Linked DNA regions of Homo sapiens: region 2 is linked to region 1. The links are chromatin contacts, found by Hi-C in ENCODE. All regions are on one chromosome and are shown on one strand. The core of a region is the stretch at or near the end of the contact, and the rest is flanking DNA. Distances in the headings are between cores, read along the strand shown.

The links. A loop is a pair of places that touch in the nucleus more often than their neighbours do. Pooled maps may share reads with other maps.
Region 2: a loop to region 1 is called in a map of B cell, with 14 times the contacts of the local background. The contact joins the promoter of MAOA here to the promoter of RPGR in region 1. A Hi-C loop is called at or near these places in 3 of 168 maps with a recorded cell type or tissue (B cell, CD8-positive, alpha-beta T cell and naive thymus-derived CD4-positive, alpha-beta T cell) and 5 of 50 pooled maps.

What each region holds. Positions count from the first base shown.
Region 1 is chrX:38,326,017-38,329,222 of GRCh38, reverse strand. It overlaps RPGR (retinitis pigmentosa GTPase regulator), which reads left to right and starts at 1,714. Exons shown (of 15, transcript NM_001034853.2): 1 at 1,714-1,883. The coding sequence starts at 1,856. It also overlaps a transcript of OTC not described here. RefSeq lists a silencer at 1,776-2,025.
Region 2 is chrX:43,655,003-43,658,208 of GRCh38, reverse strand. MAOA (monoamine oxidase A) reads right to left here and starts at 1,910. Exons shown (of 15, transcript NM_000240.4): 1 at 1,795-1,910. The coding sequence starts at 1,867. RefSeq lists an enhancer at 3,017-3,076 and a silencer at 3,008-3,206.

The DNA.
Region 1 (3,206 bases), core at 465-2,964:
TTCCCCATCTCAGTAAATGGTGCCCCCCTCCTGCTATTTGCTTATGTTGGAAACCTTGGAGTAGGGCTGCATCAATATCTTCTGGGATGCTTAGCACCAAAATGTGCCTTACTGTATTTTGAAATAAAAACAAATGACTGCATATTAAAAAGTAAATCTTTAAAAATTCTCATTTGCCCGTAGTAACAATTATGATACTCTAAAAATGAATATCAAATCCTTTTCAAAATAATTTAGGGCCCTATCTTTGCTGTTGCTCTAAGAACTATTTGGTAGTCCAGCACTGTCTAGGAGTCAATAGTCAGAAACCATTTCCTGTTGATTCTAAGACCTAAAATATTTTCAAATCTGCCTGCTCCTCTCTGGCACCAATGAACTGTACTCCAAGCCATCCTGACCACATGTCTGAAATTCTGCAATAGCCTCTGAACCCTTCTCACTGCTCCAGTTTATTCTCTACAAAGCATCTAGACCAGGCAGAATGATTTCAGGGACACACATAACTGATCCTGTCCTGTTGTTCTACTGCCTAAAACTTCTCAGTGGTTTCACATTGTCTTTAGGATAAAATCTCAGATCCTTAATAGGCCCAAGACCTTGCCACCTCGCTAGGAACCAGCCTCGCCTCTTGGTGTTCCTGGAAAGAGTCAAGCTCCTTACAAACCTTTATACACAATTTACTCTCTGCCAAGAGCTCTCTCCCCCTCCTGGCTTATCTTTCTCCAGTTCTTAGATTTAATGTTCTTTCTTCAGATAAGCCTTTCTTAACCTCCTACACCAGGTCAACGCTTCTTGTTAACCACTTCCTTAGTAACCTCCACTTTGCTTTGTAAGTAAATGATTATTTGTGTAACTAATAGTTTAATGTCCCCTCTTCATGTTAATGCAAACTTCCTGAGAAAGTGTTGGTAACACACAAGAGTAATTCAGGGATCCCTGAATCCAATTGTGTCTGATTCTAGGGCCCATGTCCACAACTACCAAACGTACGTAAATCTGCTCATTCTGGAAGATGGCTTTTTGCTTCTTTATTTCATGATAGCCAAATGTTGATGCATGGGAAACCCTGCATCATATAACATCGCTGAGCAAATTCTAGAGCAATGATGTTGGGCTACCCCTTTGTGTATGTTCTGTGAGTAGTGGACCATATACACCTCAGCTTTTACTTTTGTTGACTACAGGCTGGACTAGCTGGACTAGCTGCCCACATGCTTAAACAGAGGTAACATTAACCACTTTACAGGGTTGTAATAGTACTCATTTGTCCAATAAATACGTAATGAGCATTCAGTATAGGCCAGATGTTGGTTTAGATGCTGGGGATATCTTTAGCAGAGTGCTTACCTCCTTTAATGTTCCAGCTGGTCACTATTACTAGTAGTGTCATAATTGTGTGTCGATGCTTGCTTATGTCACGGAGTATGGGATTTGTGACGTTTGCCACTCATGGGCAGGGTCCCTGCGGCGCCTGGACCTCCAACGGCACAAGGGCGCGGACTCCACAGCATCACTGCGCGGCGTGGCCGCCTCTCTGCTCCAGGCCGCCAGAGGGCGCGTGGTCTCTACTGCCCCTCCGCTGTGCCTGAGCCTGCCCCTTACCAGCCACCCGGCCTCCGTTCCCCTCCCCAACGGCGCCTGTCCCGCCTTGCATTCCCAAGCTCCGCCCCCGTTGCCCGTAGCGGCTGTTTGTTGACTTCCGGGAGCGCGGTTGTAGTTGATCTCCGGAGTTTCGCCATGCGGAACTTGGGGGCTTTCGCGGCCCGCGTCGGTGCGGAGTAGCTGCTTTAGCCCCGACCAAACCGTCCTCTACAGCCTCCTGGCCCCGGCGCAGGCTGCCCGTACTGCCCGTGGCATGAGGGAGCCGGAAGAGCTGATGCCCGGTGAGTTGCGCCCGCGCCGGTGGCGGAAGGCCGGGAGGGAGGGTCCGCGGGCGGCCGGGCCCCGCCTCCGGATCGGCCCTGTAGGGGGACAGGCCCCAGGCTTGGCAGCCGGACTGGGGCGGGATCGCTGGTTGCGCTCCCGCGAATGACTGAGGGCAGAGGACCGGACGGGAAGAACAGGATGGGGGAGAACGGGAAAGAGGGTGCCTGTCTTTCGTATGCTTTTTAAATAAGCTCTTGATGAGCTTCTTGAAGGCAGGGACACTTTTTTTTTTTTTTTATGAGACGGAGTTTCACTCTTGTTGCCCAGGCTGGAGTGCAATGGCGCAATCTCGGCTCACCGCAACCTCCGCATCCCGGGTTCAGGCGATTCTCCTGCCTTAGCCTCCGAGTAGCTGCGATTACAGGCATGCGCCACCACGCCCGGCTAATTTTATATTTTTAGTAGAGACGGGGTTCCTCCATGTTGGTCAGGCTGATCTCGAACTCCCGACCTCAGGTGATCAGCCCACCTCGGCCTCCCAAATTGCTGGGATTACAGTCGTGAGCCACCGCGCCCGGCCAGGGAGGGACACTTTCTGTAAACTCCCCAAAGTGCGGACTCCAGACTTGTGCACTTTGGAGGTCCTGAGCTCCCGGTTATGTATTGAATGCAGTAAAGAGTGAGTGATCAGGGCTGTGGGGTAAAAGGGGATACAGGAAATAAATTGGACAAAGAGGGAGAAGAGGGACCCTTTAGCGAGTGTTTTTTAGCCTTTTTTTTCCTGAGCTCCATAGTTAGAAATACTTTTGACATTGTGACCCGATACTCCATATATACCGTGTAACAGAAATAGATGTCTGGTGAAGCAGTCCTTGTTCTATCCACTTAGATTCCACACACACCTTTTTGATAATGCATTCTTTTAAAATGCTGATCGTGATCCACTGAATTGATTTTCTGGCCCACTAATAGGTCACGACCATTTTGAAAAAACACTGGGTTTGAGCAGAATCATACCTTCACTGAAATATGTATGTTTTCTTCCATGCTCCTGGCCGGAACTGACATTCCTGGCCTGCAGTTCACAATTTAGTGAGACATACAGGAAAGTAAACAAAATGACCATATAAATTGACAGTAGATATTACAGGGCCAGAGCAGAGCCACCAAACCTTGGCTTGGGATGAGGGTATCAGGGAAGCCAGGGGAGCCAAGACAAAACAGTTAAAATGTTAAAGTAATTCATTCTGGGGAAACTCAGAGTCTGTTCTAGATCCTAGTCTCCCAACTCAATTATTAGTTGGAACTGAGATGCCTCACAGTGGTTCTCAAAAAGTTGT
Region 2 (3,206 bases), core at 661-3,160, 5.3 Mb before region 1:
GATGGTATGGAGATGGGAGAGGACCCAGAACCCCTAGTCAATGTATATAACACATTGTCATCATATTTATTTTCCAGTGATCTACAACCATATTGCTTTTAGGAGGCTTGCCTAGTGGGACCAGATTTTGGGAAACAGCAGTCCACTTCATTGCAGGTACTCAACAAGTGTTTTTTGAATGAATAAATAAATACATAAATAAATAAAGAGAAACAAGCTGAAATACTCCTTTTTCTTACTCTCCACCAGGAGCTGCTTTCCTCTGATGCTCCAACATACATGTATGTTTTTGCTGGTACTGGCTGGAACTGGCAAAGCAACAGTTCATGCCAATCTCTTCTCTTGGCCTGTTCAGGATAAACAATGTTGGGTTCAGATAAAGCTATCTCTACCCAACATTAATTTGTAGCATGTTCAGAGTCTCCTCGAAAGATTTATATATAAAAATGGCTACTGTGGGGCCACTCTACTTACTCCCTCCCATCAGCTTTCTCTTTCTGAATCAGATCCTGCAGGGATAACTCAGAAATTATTAACACCTAGTAGGGGGAGGATAGGTCAGTGTGGTATTCTAGCCAGGGATGAAAGGCAACAAAATTCCTAATTTTCAAACATTTTACCAATGATGGCAACATAGGCGACAATATATCAATCATGATGAGGCTTCCAGGAAGATATTGGAAAGCCTCATGCACCACTCACTTGGTTAGCCACAAATCCAAGCCAGGACCAGGGGCACCCTGGCCCACCAACTGGCTCATCAGAAGACAAGATTCAGGTGGTGGGAGCTCTTAGTGAAAGGAGGAAGGAGGATACAACAGGGCACTCAGCCCCTGCTTCATAAAGGGATTCTCTTTGGACAATAAATGTCCTACACCTTCCTGCAAGTTCATATATATATATACACACACACAGTTCATATATATATATATATAAACACAGTTCATATATATATATATAAACACAGTTCATATATATATATAAACACAGTTCATATATATATATAAACACAGTTCATATATATATATAAACACAGTTCATATATATATATAAACACAGTTCATATATATATATAAACACAGTTCATACACACACACACACACACACACACACACACACACACAGGAATAGTTTAAGAGCTCACCCCCTCTTCTCCTCTTTTTTTTTTTAACCTTTTCTTAAAGGAGTCTACCTCCTTCCTCTTCACCTACTAAATTTTCTACGGAAAATAGAGAAGAGCAGGACTGGAATAACACTACTGCTCCCTCAATACTACAGAAATCTGTATCCTGATGTTCTGTTTAGGGCAAAGGATATGAAATCAGTGAGGCAAAGCAGCCACCTCAGGAATTAGTACTGCAGGTCTTAAATGGGAGAAAATCGTTCAGCCACTTACAAGCTAGGTGATTCGACCTCAAGAGAGTTATTGAAACTCCCCAGACCTCAGTTTCTTGGTTTTGCAAAACGGGGATGAATTTAGTTCCCACCTCACAGGACTGTTGAGGACTGAGAAAATCCACGTAAAGTGCTAAATACAACTGCACAGCAAGAGCTAATTAAATATTAGTATTTAATAGTAGTAGTAGTAAAATTATTGTGTCTGCCTCCCCCAGTCACACCACCAGCAAAACTGGCACAACCCCCACTCCTACCTCGCAGGATATGGGGCCAAGCCATGGCTACACTACACTCTCGCATGCATGAGAGACCCCCAAACACCACAAGAGCTACTGTAGGTTCCCCTACCCCTCACTGGCCAGGGTCCCCCAGGCCACCGCTACGGTCCACACTGACCTGAAATGCCACCTCCGATCACGACTACGTCGAACATGTGGCCCGCGATACTCGCCTTCTCTTGATTCTCCATGCTTTGGCTGACACGCTCCTGGGTCGTAGGCACAGGAGTGGGGACGGCAAAGGGTGGGAAGGACCCTTCTATCAACTCCCCCGGGGAGCCCGGGGGCGGAGCCGATCCTTCTTTTGATACCCGGGGGGAGCCGGGCACTGTGGGCGGGGCGAACCCTTTTGCTGATACTCCGGGAGCGCCCAGGGGCGGAGCTGATGTTTCAGCTGATACCCGGGGGGAGCTGGGCACTGAGAGCGGGGCGGACCCTTGTACTGACACTCGGCGAGAGTTATTAGGTTTAGAATGTCCTTGTGTCGGCAGCTGGAAAGGATTACTGGGTGCAGGAGGTTCTTGTATTGAACCCCGCGGAGTGTCAGGCACTGAGGTGGGGGTAGACGCCTGCCTTGACACTGGGGGGATGTTATGGGGTGCAGGAGGTGCTTGTGGCGACACTGGGGAAATGTTATTGGGTAGAGGTGGTCCTGGTACCAAACCCCAGGGGAAGCTGGACACTGAGGATGCGGCAGACCCTTGTACTGACACTCGGGGGTGTTACTGGGTGTAGGAGGTGCTTGTATTGACACTTGCGAAAGGTCATTGGGTATAGGAGGTCCCCGTACAAATATCCAAGTGTAGTCGGACACTGAGGTCAGGTTGGAATCCGGGGGCAGGGTCGGTCCTTTTACCAAACCCCGTGGGGTGCTGAACCCTGAGGAGAAGGCAGACCCTTGCAATGACTCTACGGGGGAGTTTACGGGCGGGGTAGGTCCTGTTACTAATACCCAGGGAATGCCGGTGTCCTGATTGGAGGCTGTGACGGCCCCATCGGAGGAGTTCGAGCTGGTGGTAGACTTGGGGATCCGACTGCTCGGGTTGTAAGCGCTGAAACCCCGGAGGCCACTCTTGGAGTCGGAGTCAGTACTCTCGCTAAGACCGGTAGTGCTGATTGGGGAGTGTATGCTGGAGCTCCAGGAGGCGGCCTCGGCAGTTGAGGACGTGCTCCACTGGGAACTGGCTAGCGGATCCGAGACGGACCGCCACTCAGAACGGACGCTCCATTCGGACAGGCTGTAGGAGGTGTCGTCCAAGCTGGAGTCCGGGTTCGGGACCTGGGCAGTTGTGCCCCCGGCTTCGGGCGGGCCCTCCGCCTTGCGCTCGGTGCCGGTGCCGGTACTGGTGCGGGTACTGGTGCCGGTGCCGGTACTGGTGCGGGTACTGGTGCCGGTGCCGGTACTGGTGCGGGTACTGGTGCCGGTGCCGGTGCCGCCGGGGAAGGAGGCTGAGGCGTTTGTGCTCATGTTTCTGGAGCACGCTGGGCGCTGGGGGCGGTGTTCTGCTTCCCGCAGCCCTTCTCCACGGT